Regions from separate parts of the Homo sapiens genome. Here region 1 is linked to region 2. Evidence: chromatin contacts called from ENCODE Hi-C or POLR2A ChIA-PET data. All regions are on one chromosome and are shown on one strand. The core of a region is the stretch at or near the end of the contact, and the rest is flanking DNA. Distances in the headings are between cores, read along the strand shown. Region 1 overlaps POT1-AS1 (POT1 antisense RNA 1). Region 2 holds the start of POT1 (protection of telomeres 1).

Region 1 (7,182 bases), core at 4,147-6,646, 63 kb before region 2:
TCATTTGGGATTACAACAGTCTCTGGTAAAAACATCACACTGACTATACTCTCAATGCTGAAAACTAAAGTTAGAGACATGAGAAATTGTTACATGTTTATATATATGTATTTATGTGTGTGTATATATATATGTACATGTAGGTATAGTTTCAGATGCCAGAATAAAATGAGAAGTACTTATTTACTGTACAATAACTGTAGGGTGTTCTACAATGATATTCTGAATTTTCCTATGTAGTTAAAAGGAAAAGTATCTTTGTGTTTACTGATTTTTTAAAAAATGCATTATGTTGAAGTTATAGTCCAACACGAACTCAGGTCTCACCACAGGCTCTTAGCAGTTAACATACTCTAACCAAGGCTTGTAATGTTAATATTTTATGAAGAGACTGGTTTAAGTGATCAATATAAGAAATACCTCTGCCAGAAAATTGTGTGTGCACCCTATTCTGTTGACTCCACAGTAGTCAGCTATTTGTTTTTAGACTCTAGAACATATAGGCCTCTAGGCAAAAGTTATTCACAACTGAAATATCTGAGACAGGAATAAAGGAAGGGAGGGTATAGGGGAGCAAACAGCATCAGCTTCAGGGTTATTCCTTTCCTTTCTTCATTACTCTGACTCTGAGTTTCTATTCTCATGTTACTTTGACTTGCTCCTTAAATGATGAAGAGCTCTGATTCACCCATACTTTTAACCAACCCACATCTTACTTCTGCTTCAATTTTTTTAGTTCACCTGGTTGCTGATTATTTACATGAACCTTAGACTTCATGCCCTGCTTTATCTCTCTTATTTTCCTACCTGGCATTGTATACACCTCTTGCCTGGACATACTACACTTGTCTGTGTTCTACTTTCCTCATGGCTCTTCAGGGGGCTTCTCTCCTCACTGCTGGAAGAGGCAGTCATAAATAATAGTTTCACCTTCTCAACTTTTCTCAAATACCAGTTGCAACCCAGCTTTTTAAAGGCGTTGAATTTAAAACTTTTACTGAGATAAATGGATAATGGAGAACAATGGTGTATCAGAATTCCAGGCTGTGTAACAAATTACTAGAAACTGGAGGACCTCAAAAGCCAAATTTAATCTCTCACAGTTCTGAATCCTGTAAGTCCAAAATTAAGGTGTTGACAGGGTTGGTTTCCCCTGGAGGGAGAGAACTGATTCTGCGCTTTTCTCCTAGCTTCTGGTGGTTGCTGGCTGCTATGGTTTGAATGTTTGTTCCCTCCAAAGCTCACGTCAAAACTTAATCCCCAAGGTGGCAGTATAGAGTTGTGGAGCCTTGAGGAGGTAATTGGTCATAAGGGCTCTGCCCTCATGAATGAATTAATCTGTTCAAGGATTAATGTATTAATGGGTTAATGTATTAATGGATTTTCAAGGAAGTGAAACTGGTGGCATTATAAAAAGAGGAATAGAGACCTGAGCAAACACATTAGCATGTTCGGCCCCCTCACCGTATGATGCCCTGAGCTGTCTTAGGAATCTACAAAGAATCCCCACTAGCAAGAAGACTCTCACAAGATGCAGTCCCCCAATGCTGGGTTTTTTTTTTTTTTTTTTTTGAGACAGAGTCCCCCTCTATCACCCAGACTGCAGTGCAGTGGCCTAATGTCGGCTCACTGCAACCTCCACCTCCTGGGTTCAAGCGATTCCGCTGCCTCAGCCTCTTGAGTATCTGGGATTACAGGTGCGCGCTATCACGCCTGGCTAATTTTTGTAGTTTTAGTAGAGACAAGGTTTCACCACATTGGCCAGGCTGATCTTGAGCTCCCAACCTCAGGTGATCTGCTTGCCTCAGCCTCCCAAAGTGCTGGGATAACAGGCGTAAGCCACAGCACCCAGCCCGGACTTTTTAGCCTTTTTTTTTTTTTTTTTGCTTTAAATTCTGGGGTACACATGCAGAATGTGCAGTTTCATTACATAGGTATACATATGCCATGGTGGTTTGCTGCACCCATCAACCCATCACCTGTATTAGATATTTCTCCTAATGCTAACCCTCTCCTAACACCCCCCACCCGCTGACAGGCCCCAGTGTGTGACGTTCCCCTGCCTGTGTCCATGCGTTCTCATTGTTCAACTCCCACTTATGAGTGAGAACACGTGGTATTTGGTTTTCTGTTCTTGTGATAGTTTACCAAGAATGATGGTTTCCAGCTTCATCCATGTCCCTGCAAGACATGAACTCATCCCTTTTTATGGCTGCATAGTATTCCATGGTGTATATGTGCCACATTTTCTTTATCCAGTCTATCACTGATGGACATTTCGGTTGGTTCCAAGTCTTTGCTATTGTGAATAGTGCAACAATAAACATATGTGTGCATGTGTCTTTATAGTAGAATGATTTATAACCCTTTGGGTATATACCTAGTAATGGAATTGCTGGGTCAAATGGTATTTCTAGTTCTAGATCCTTGAGGAATTGCCACACTGTCTTCCACAATGGTTGAACTGATTTACACTCCCATCAAGAGTGTAAAAGTGTTCTTTTTCTCTGCATCCTCTCCAGCAACTGTTGTTTCCTGACTTATTAATAATAGCCATCTAACTGGTGAGAGATGGTATCTCATTGAGCTTTTGATCTGCATTCCTCTAATGACCAGTGATAATGAGCTTTTATTCATATGTTTGTTGGCTGCATAAATGTCTTCTTTTGAGAAGTGTCTGTTCATATCCTTCACCCACTTTTTGATGGTTTTTTTTTCTTGTAAATGTGTTTAAGTTCTTTGTAGACTCTGATATTAGCCCTTTGTCAGATGAATAGATTGCAAACATTTTCCCCCATTCTGTAGGTTGCCTGTTCATTCTGATGATAGTTTCTTTTGCTGTGCAGAAGCTCTTTAGTTTAATGAGGTCCCATTTGTCAATTTTTGGCTTTTGTTGCCATTGCTTTTGGTGTTTTAGACATGAAGTCTTTGCCCATGCCTATGTCTTGAATGGTATTGCCCAAGTTTTCTTCTAGGATTTTTATGGTTTTAGGTCTTACATTTAAGTCTTTAATCCATCTTGAGTTGATTTTTGTGTAAGGTGTAAGGAAGGGGTCCAGTTTCAGTTTTCTGCATAGGGCTAGCCAGTTTTTCCAACACCATTTATTAAATAGGGAATCTTTTCCCCATTGCTTGTTTGTGTCAGGTTTGTCAAAGATCAGATGGTTGTAGATGTGTGGTGTTATTTCTGAGGGCTCTGTTCTGTTCCATTGGTCTATATATCTGTTTTCGTACCAGAACTATGCTGCTTTGGTTACTGTCGCCTTGTAGTATAGTTTGATGTCAGGTAGTGTGATGCCTGCAGCTTTCTTCTTTTTGCTTAGGACTGTCTTGGCTATGCAGGCTCTTTTTTGGTTCCATATGAAGTTTAAAGTAGTTTTTTCCAAGTCTGTGAAGAAAGTCAGTGGTAGCTTGATGGGGATAGCATTGAATCTATAAATTACTTTGGGCAGTATAAACGGTATTCAAATAGGAAGAGAGGAAGTCAAATTGTCTCTGTTTGCAGATGACATGATTGTATATTTAGAAAACCCTATTGTCTCAGCCCAAAATCTCCTTAAGCTGATAAGCACCCTCAGCAAAGTCTCAGGATACAAAATCAAAGTGCAAAAATAACAAGCATTCCTATACACCAATAACAGACAAACAAAGAGCCAAATCATGAATGAGCTCCCATTCACAATTGCTACTAAGAGAATAAAATACCTAGGAATACAACTTACAAGCAATGTAAAGGGCCTCTTCAAGGAGAACTACAAATCACTGCTCAAGGAAATAAGAGAAGACACAAACAAATGGAAAAACATTCTGTGCTCATGGATAGGAAGAATCAATACTGTGAAAATAGCCTCCCTATTTTTAAGAAATTGAATCCTTTTTTAAAATAAATTATCTAGTTTCTGATATTTTTATAAGCAACAGAAAATGGACTAAGATATTGGCAGCCCTTGATGTTCCTTTGCCTGTAGGTGTGTCACTGCAGTCTCTCCCTCTGTCATTACATGGTGTTATCCCTGTGCATCTCTGTCTCTATGTCTATTCTTTCTTATAAGAACACCAATTATATTAAATTAAGAGCCTGCCTTACTCTAGTGGAACCCAAGCTCAACTTAATTACATCTGCAATAACCCTATTTACAAAAATGTAACATTATGGTACTGAAAATTAAGATTTGACATATCTTTTTGAGGGACACAATTCAACCTATAACAAATTGTTATAGCCTATGCTGGCAAATCTAATTTGCTAGCAAAAATTTACAACAATTAAAAATTATTGCAATTTCTGACCAGATAAATGTACCCCTGCTTCTGCAGGATATAGTTATGATGGCTTTCTCTGCCTTTGTTTTTCATCAAAGAAAACTTCTCAAAGCCTGAATCTCATGCATACTAATGAGATTCAGTTGTTTTGTTTGTTTGCCATAACTGCAAATCGTTTCACATTTGTAAAATTAACAGGCTTATATTTTAACACACACTTATATTCCTATTTATTATAAGATACTGTTTTAGGAAAAATAACAAACTTACATAGTTTGGACAATTGTCCCCTCCATCTCACATCTAAATTGATCCCCGATGTTGAAGGTGGGACCTAGTGTAAGGTGTTTGGGTCATGGGGCAAATCCCTCATGAATGGTTTAGTCCCATCTCAGTGGTAATGAGTGAGTTCTCCTCAGTTCTAATAGTTCCCAGAGATCTAATTGTTTAAAAGTCTGCCACCTCCCTCCCTATTCTTTTTCCTTCTCTCTTACTTTCCACCATGTGATCTCTACATGCCAGCTCCCCTTCAACTTCTATCCTGAGTCGAAGCTTCCAGAAGCCCTCACTAGAAGCAGATGCTGATGCCATCCTTCCTGTACAGCCTGCAGAACTGTAAGCCAAATAAACCTTTTTTCTTCATAAATTACCCAGCCTCAAGTATTCCTTTCTAGCTACACAAACAGGCTAGACCACTAAATTTCAAAGTACTTACTGTAATAAATTGCCAAAAAAACAAAAAGTGCAAATGAAGCATCATAGATTTGAATAGAGGCAAGAATGACAGCAGCTGAAAGAATGAGGAAAGGCTTCCGAGAAAATACAGTTTTAAGTTTAGATCTTAAAGGATAAGAGCAGTAAATGCTTACCAGAAAACTGGATTTGGTGGAAGGTTGTATATCTTCGTCCCCAAAATTTTGAAATTCTGTGATTTCATTTTCTCACAAATATGAAAATAGCTTATAATGGACAAAATTTCAAGCAGAAGAAAATTAAATTATAAACAATTAAAGGACAAGGAGAGTATGTCTCAATGTGGTTGGAGTATGACTAAGGAAACTAACTGAAGATAACACTGGAATGTTGGCCCAGTGTATGACTCAGGCTAGTTCCCAGCAGTCGCAGCCCAAACTCCTGATCTCAGGATCAACCTTGATCAGAAACAGAGAACATATAAACCTTCTTAGCCAACAATCTTGGGTTAAGTTTCAAGTCACCTTTGCAGCAAGTTTCTGGCTGGTCCCTAAGCCCTAGTCATGTCATTTGTGTCAATCTATAAAAATCTAAAAGGGCACTGTGGGGACTGGGTATTCCTATGCATTACTACTGGAAATTTGAATAGTAATGGCACCTTTGAAGAGCAATCTGATGACGCTTATTAGAAATTAAAACATATAAATTATTTAGGCAGAATTAATCTCTTAAGAATCTATCCTAAAAGTGTTAAGGAGAGAGTAGATAAAGATCTCAGTGCAAGGATATTTATCGTAGCATTGTTAACAGTGAAAAAAGAAAAGAGAGAATGACAACAAAGTGAATACCACCATCAATACAGGAACAATCTAAATAAACAATGTTTATAAATAACTTAATTCAGCATGTACCGTGTTGCTATTTCATCCATTTGAGCTAATCTGATCTCATGTTCTCTCTCTAAAGGATTATTCTATCATGATAATTAATAGTGTTCTCTCAGTTTTCCTTTAGAAAAGATATAGAGTACATATATTCCATCATTACTTTTGAGTATTTTGACCAAAGTTCATGGAAACCATTCACTTCCTTCTTTACAAATTTATTTGTTGTAGAAAAATACATTTATTATAGATAATCTAGAAAACGACATGAGCAAAATCTTACCCAGTAATAAATATTATACATCCTTCAATGTATATTCTCCCAGTATTTTTTCCTGTGAAAAACATTTTTAACCAAAATGATATCAGATTGAACAAAATGTGCTGTTGGACGGTGAATTAGTTTCCTATTTTCTCTGTAACAAATCTATTTAGTGGTTTAAGACAAGACAAATTTATAATTTTACAGTTCTGAAGTCAGAAGTCCCAAATAAGTTTCACTCGACTGAAATTAAGTTGTCAGCAGGGCCATGTTCCCTCTGGATCCCTCTAGGGATGACTCTGCTTCCTTGTCTTTTCCATCTTCTAGAGATGGCCTGGATTCCTTAGCTCCTGGCCTCTTCCTCCATCTGCAAAATAAGTAGATTTAACCTGCTCTTGCCACAAAAAAATTAATTAATTAATTGAAGGATAACTATGTGAGATGATGTATATGTTAACTTGCCTCACTATAGTAATGATTTTACTACCTATATGTATCCCATAACATCATGTTGTATACATGTTGTTGTATTTGTTGTATAACAAATAAATACACACAATAAAATTTATTTTAAAAACCAAAACAAGAACCTGGTAGATTAACATCTTTAAATCTCTCTCTGACTCTGACCCCTTCTTCTTTTGCTATATCTACTTTTCTGACTCTGAAACTTCTCTCTCCCTCTAAGAAGAACCCTTATAACTACATTGGGGCCACCAGATAATTCATGATAATATTCACATATCAAGATTCTTAATTTAGTCACATCTGAAAAATCCTTTTTGCCATGTCAGGTAACATATTTACAGGTTTCTGAAATTCAGATGTGGACAACTTTGAGGGGCCATTATTCTGTGTACCACAAATAGGTTCTCTAGAAGTAGATGCTCAGATGGAGTTTGGGATACAAGATGTTTTTCGGGGCTTAATCTGTGGAAGGGAAAGAAAATACACGTTTGGGTAGAGAAAGAAGTCAAACTTTGTCAGGCCTAACAAAGTCTCAGCCAGCCCAACAAGGAGCTCTACAGTGATTGCTACCCTTCAGAGTATCCTAGGTCAGTCCCAAATAGCTAAACATTT
Region 2 (6,757 bases), core at 3,790-6,289:
ATCAATGTGAGTTTGTTTAATGTGAGCCAGTTTCACCAGTCACACTCTATTTTTTTGTGTCTAATATCTGAGCATGATCACATAAAATCATTGCCTGTATGAGGGTTATATCTGTGGCAGTCTAGGGATAGCAAAAGAAGTGATGAGTTTCACCTGAAGAGCAAAATTAAGGCTGAATACAGGGTTTAGAGAGTATTTAAGAAAAAAATATATGTTTTGATTAGCCCATAGTTTTTTAAGCTTGAAGCCATATATTTTTATAGGACTGAAATGTACTACAGGTAACTAAAATTTGCCTTGATTATATTGCTGTATTTTCATCTCTGCTTAATTCTTACTTCTCAGGAAGACCTAATGTGACCTTTCTATCTAGGTCAGCTTCTTCCATTATATACTTTCCTAGCACCATGACTATTCTCTGTATCTCACATCATAATCGAAATTTTGCATTGGTTTATCTGAATTTTAAAAAGATATTCTGTCTCCACTGCAAGATCCAAATCAGCCAGGGCCATGCCTGGTTGTGTTTAACTTATTGTTAGATGGCCCTGCTCAATTTCAGATACTTGGTAAATGTTCCCTGAATATTCATTAAGTTTACATATTGCCTTTTTTTAAACATATTAAAAACATGTTATCAGAAATGGTGGCTCACGTCTGTAATCCCAGCATTTTGGGAGGCCAAGGTGGGAGGGTCACTTGAACCCGAAGTTTGTGACCAGCCTGGGAAGCACAGTGAGACTTCACGTCTGCTAAAAATAATTAGCGGAGCACAGTGTTGCCTGCCTATAGTCCCAGCTACTCAAGAGGCTGAAGTGGGAGGATCGCTTGAGTCTGGGAGACCGAGGATACAGTGAGAGCTAGGATCTTCCTACTGTATGCCAGCCAGGGCAACAGAGTAAGACCCTGTCTCAAAAAAAAAAAAAAAGAAAGAAAGAAAGAAAGAAAGAGAAAATGTTATACATGAGTTATATGAGGAAACATTTATTTATATTTTTTGGGAAGTCATACATTTCTTATAGTCTTTCAACAAGAGAAAGTTCGTATTTGTAATTCATTCATATGGATCAATACAGTATAATATATTGACCTACTTATAGTTTATAATTAAAATTTGAATATAGGTTATTTTTTTCCTTGGACAATTCTTTTTTTTTTTTTTTTTGAGACAGAATCTTGCTCTGTCGGCCAGGCTGGAGTGCAGTGGCACGATCTCGACTCACAGTAACCTCTGCCTCCTGGGCTCAACCAATTTTCCTGCCTCAGCCTCCAGAGTAGCTGGGATTACAGGGGTGTGCCACCAGGCCCAGCTAATTTTTTTCGTATTTTTAGTAGAGATGGGGATTCACCATGTTGGCCAGGCTGGTCTTGAACTCCTGACCTCAGGTAATCCACCCGCCTCGGTCTCCCAAAGTGCTGGGATTATAGGCGAGAGCCACCATACCTGGCCCAACAATTCTTAAAATGAGTAGCAACTGAAGGAAAGACAATTTTTTAACTGATGAGGATTTTTTTTTTTTTTTTTTGAGACGGAGTCTCGCACTGTTTCCCGGGCTGGAGTGCAATGGTGTGATCTCAGCTCACTGCAACCTCCACCTCCTGGGTTCAAGTGATTGTCCTGTCTCAGCCTCCCGAGTAGCTGGGATTACAGGTGCCCGCCACCACACCTGGCTAATTTTTTGTATTTTCTGTAGAGACAGGTTTTCACTATGTTGGCCAGGTTGGTCTCGAACTCCTGATCTTGTGATCTGCCTGGTTCGGCGTCCCAAAGTGCTGGGATTACAGGTGTGAGCCACTGTGCCTGGCCTAGGATATTTTAAATAATAAATTAAAAAGATTTATTATTAAAGTACAAAAGCTTTTGAGAGACCTCTTCAATGGATAATAATGTTTTCTCAATTTGTGGTACCTAATATTATGTTTTAAAAATATCTTTATTTTGCTTCCTAGTATGCACTGAGTGATTACATGCTTTACCATTTAAATTTGTAACTTAAACATACATTTGAGAAAAAATTATGTTTGATTTATCTCCTGGCTCAGCTACATAACAATATAAAAATTTGATGCTTTATTGAAATAGGATTTTACAAATCCATTTAGATGTTCATTAGGATTGGGCAGAAAGAATATTAGACACAAGGAAATGAACTCCAACTAATGTAGCCTAGCTATTATTCCTAGAAAATCTCAGGAGTAAGAAGATGATATTGTCAGGCTCTAGAGATGCAACCTGATGATAACAGCTTGCAGGACAGATGGACTGCAAACAGGAATGGGTTAATCACCCCACAATTAATGCAAAGGAAATGAATTTGAAGTGCTGGACATGTTAGGCAATTCAATTTTACATGTAGACATTAACAAGTAAATAGTAAAGGATAATATGAAAATGCTATGAGAGGGAAGATGTGTCAGAAATTTGCAGACTAATTTCTTTCACGTTTGATTTATTTATGATAACTATACTGAATCCTTATATTTATACATCACTTAAAAATTACCCATTTTGCTTTTAGTCTTCATTATTTATTAATGAAAATTTAATTTTAACTTTTCTTAAAATGAACATTTTTACATTGCAGATTTTATATAAAAACTTTTTTCATTGAACCTTTAAAAGTCATAACTTCTAATAACAATTACATTAATTGTTAGCCTTAGAGTAGCTTTTTTATGCTGCTTCAACAGGCATAGAACAATAGTAATGGATTGTTTTGGCATTAATATGTCTTCATTGCCTTATTCAGTTGATTCAATCTCTTTTTTTCCTCTCTTATTATCTTAAATTGTACTGTATATTCATGAGCAATTTTCTTCATTTGTGGAAATTAATTGCTAATGTGAGGGAAAGCATTACAGGCTCTGGAGCCTCTGCCACTAATTGGGAGATTATGCAGAAGAAATAAGATTGGAAGTTACTTGAACGTGTAGGAAGTGTTGTGTCCCACAGGAACTGAGAACAACCACTTTAACAAAATAAAAGGACTTACGTATACCTCTATTAGACATCTTCATCACATTCTACAGAACATGGATACTTACAGGCTAAACAGATTATGAGAAATTTTAAAAGATTCAGTTGGTAGAAGGTAAGAGGAAAACTAGGACCATGTTGTAGCACAAAGAATGTTTTCAAAAATATGAGACTAAAAATGTCCTTTTGGGTTAGCAATAAAGAGTTCTTCAGTGGTTTTTCTAAGGGCAGTTTAAGTGTAATGGGGTGGTGGGGGGCAGGGGTGGGATGGAGGGGTGGAAGTCAGAAGTAAGATAAACAGTTTTCCTCAGCATTTGTTCATTCAACAAATATTTAGTACCCACAGAGGAGTGTGAGACTGACTGGGCAACATAGTGAGAACTCGTCTCCACAAAATTTTTTTAAAAAATTAGCCGGGTGTGGTGGCCTGTGCCTGTAGTCCCAGCTACTTAGAAGGCTGAGGCCAGAGGATAGCTTGAGCCCAGGAGTTCCAGGCTGCAGCGAGCTATGATCTCGCCACTGCACTTCAGCCTGGGCGACAGAGCAAGAGCCTGGGAGAATGTGTTTAAATGGTGACGGGAAAGAATGAATAAAAGAAGGAAAGCTTAAAATACATTAAGAGAAAATATATTGATGATGATGGAAGGGAGATGAAATTGGTCAGGGTCCAAAGCCCATGTGGAGGGCTTCACATAAAAAGGAGGAATAGTATTTCTCAGCCGGATGCAGCCAGAGATGGAAGGAGGATAGCATCTAAACCTTCCCTATAGTTTTCCTCAAATGGACAGCTCCTGAGTTCATGCACTTGTCACCCCGGCTTCTGCGTGGGATATAACTACAGGGATGGGGAGGGGAAACAGGAGATGGGCTAATACTGAATGCTTCCTGTTGATTAAAAAGGCACTTCAAACATAGCTGGCTGGGCACAGTGGCTCATGTCTGTAATCCCAGCACTTTGGGAGGCCAAGGTGGGCGGATCACAAGGTCAGGAGTTCGAGACCAGCCTGGCCAAAATGGGAAACCCCGTCTCTACTAAACAAATACAAAAATTAGCCAGGCATGGTGGCCTGCGCCTGTAATCCCAGCTACTAGGGAGGCTGAGGCAGAAGAATTGCTTGAACCCGGGAGGTGGGGGTTGCAGTTAGCCGAGATTGCGCCATTGCACTCCAGCCTGGTGACAGAGCGAGATTCCGTCTCAAAAAAAAAAAAAAAGTTAGCTATATCCTCCTGCAAATATGTATATAAAGAAGATATTTTAGTTCAAATTAGCCTTGGAAATATTCATGTAATTCTTTATTACATTTAGTTTCACACTAGGATGATTTCACTTAAATGATTGAAGGCATATATCTGGAATTAGCAGAGAATTCATGTTTAACAATTTATCATTATAAATGATAAATTATAATATTTATCAATTATAAGTTATAATAAATATTAAATAAACTATAATAAACCTATAAAATAAATTATAATAAATATTAATTATACCACAAAATCATGGCCCTATAAAACAATGACAAGGTTAATCAAATCTGTCTGTAAATAGCAAGACTCAATGGTGGCATTATGCCAATGCCCGAAATTACTATAAAAACTCCCAAATAACATTGTTATCCTTGTAAATGCTTCCTTGTAAAGACTGCAGTAGGTGCCTATTTCTTGGAGGAAGAGAACTGGACATTAAAAGAAAGGCTCTGCCTACAGGAGCTTCGAATCTACCAAAGGGAAGCTCAAATCCCGCCCAGCGGACCCGCCCGCTTCCCCTAAGCTTGCCTCCCGCCACGAAAGCTGGAAAGTCACTGGGGGCGGAGCTAAGGGGAGCTGCGAGAATTCCGGGGGATGTGACCGGACTGGGCGGGGCCTGTACCTTGGCCCTGCGCTCCCGTTGACGTCGCATCCTGTCAGTATTTCGCCAAACCTCCAGGCGCCATCAGTGTGTGAACCGTTACGCAGCTGGTCCACCGCGGGCGGAGAACAAGCGACTATGCCCAGGGATCCTGCACGCATGCGTGGAGCTGAACCGTCAGCGTGCGTGTGACGTCACCTGCGCGCCCGCCTAAACTCTTCCTAGGGTTCTTTCTAGAGTACGGGTGAGTGAAATTTGTAAGGTTTGGTGTGTTCATTTGAGTGGGTGCCAGACGTAACGGGCCCGGGATTGAATTAGTTTAGATCAAAATTTGATGTAATTATCGCAGAGAAACGCTTTCTTACGAGTGTTTATCTCGAGCCTGCTGTGTTCAGCATCTTTCTTGGTGTTTTGGGAGAAGCAGACAGGAGTTAAGTCCAAGTCCCCGCCCTCACAGAGCTCAGGTGGCTTGGGGGAAGGTTGGTGCGCAAACATTAAAATTAGATATCGACACTAGTGAGTGTCCCCGTCAAGAGGTCTGTGAAATAAGGTTGAGCCTACGATGCAGAAGTTAATCTCAGTTCAGTAATTTTTGTTTCTTCATTTATTTAGCGGGTGAAGGGAGGGGGCCACAGAAACATGTTGGAGTACGATGCTTTTGGTGCACAGTTTGTCTATACAATATTACAGCTCCCGTGGGGGTTAAAAAAAAACACGATTTTTCAGCCTCCCTCTTCCCCAATAAATTTTACATTTTAAAGCACAATGTTAAAAGCGTTTGTTAGTGACGTTACAGATCTTAAAACTGGCTTTTTGGAGGTACTTTACGCAGCTAAGTAGAAAATGGTTAAGTTTCAGTTCCTTGGAAGAATGTTTTGTATTGATCTTTGCAATAAAATTGTAAAATAATCCATCCTCCTGTCACCCCCCAACCCCGAACCGTGTTAACTATAATAAGGAAAAGCATAACTAAGTCAAAGAGACTTAAAGCAAATTATTGACTTCATTTTGGGTAAAACACTGGTTTTGTATTTTCAGCAGCAAGTTGTCAGATTCCCTAGTTGAATTTGCTTTGGACATCAGTGTGAAGCAGAACTGATATGCCACTTGAATTAATAAAGGAAGTCAATGGGGTGCCTGAAGTTCAGCCGCTGAGTAAATTACATAAAGTAGATTTCGGATCCCTACAGCCAGGTTACAATTATAGCAAGAAATATATTCAGGTAAGAATTTCTATAACTCAGAATGCTTTTTCCTACTAAAAGGAATGCAGTTTTTAAGTGTTGAGTTTATTTATGAGAACTGGTTTAGGTATGGTTTTTATCTTTGTCATAACATTTGAGATTGAATATTTCAATAAGTTATTCTTATTCAGTACTTATTTAGCGAACAATTATCAAATTCGTGTGTGAAACATTGGAGTAAGTTTCTGAGGTACAAAGATGAATAAATATAGTCCCGGAACTAAAGATAATCACATTTCTGTGGGGTCTGACAGATCAATCACCTGATCTCCAATTAAAATTAATAGGTGTGATATTAGCATTGTGATGTGTGAACATGAGAGAGCTTTTGGTTCTGACAGATCACGAAAGTTGAGCTGGAACTTACGGGATAACAGACTGTGCTGTACCTTCCTTTGAGGTAAAAAGCAGTCCTTATGTGCATGTTGAGGAATTTGGATATTACTCTAAAAGCTATGGGAAGTCTTTAGTAGGTTTTAGCAGGAGAAAGACATGATTTACTTTGAGTTCAAAAAACTTTGCTCCTAGGTAGAGAATATATTGGCGAATGCAAGATTAGAGGAAAGATGTTTAGTTAAGAGGCAATTACAGTAATTTAGGTGAGAGTTGATGATGATCTGGGCCAGTGGCAGAGGGGATGATGGGAAGGATATTGAAAAAAGATAGTAATAATAATAACTAAAGTTA

The links. Hi-C counts contacts between places; a loop is a spot of excess contacts on that map. ChIA-PET counts read pairs that join two places held with the same protein, here RNA polymerase II (POLR2A). Pooled maps may share reads with other maps.
Region 1: a loop to region 2 is called in a map of PC-9, with 9 times the contacts of the local background. The contact joins the enhancer-like site here to the promoter of POT1 in region 2. A Hi-C loop is called at or near these places in 7 of 168 maps with a recorded cell type or tissue (Caco-2, Calu3, IMR-90 and 4 more) and 5 of 50 pooled maps. POLR2A ChIA-PET finds 5 or more read pairs at or near these places in 4 of 52 experiments (A549, AG04450, PC-9 and 1 more).

The regions. Positions count from the first base shown.
Region 1 is chr7:124,991,150-124,998,331 of GRCh38, reverse strand. All of the region lies in intron 2 of POT1-AS1 (POT1 antisense RNA 1), which reads right to left. Among named protein-coding and RNA genes, the nearest start is that of POT1-AS1, 65 kb to the right of the region's middle. Within about 2 kb of position 5,396, at least 3 of the 41 ENCODE cell types and tissues checked have a DNase peak (open chromatin) inside an H3K27ac peak, as active enhancers do; they include PC-9 and ascending aorta, where a contact is called at or near this core.
Region 2 is chr7:124,928,107-124,934,863 of GRCh38, reverse strand. POT1 (protection of telomeres 1) reads left to right here and starts at 5,039. Exons shown (of 19, transcript NM_015450.3): 1 at 5,039-5,070; 2 at 5,865-6,049. POT1-AS1 (POT1 antisense RNA 1) reads right to left here and starts at 4,991. Exons shown (of 8, transcript NR_125719.1): 1 at 4,848-4,991. RefSeq lists enhancers at 4,755-5,049, 4,804-5,103.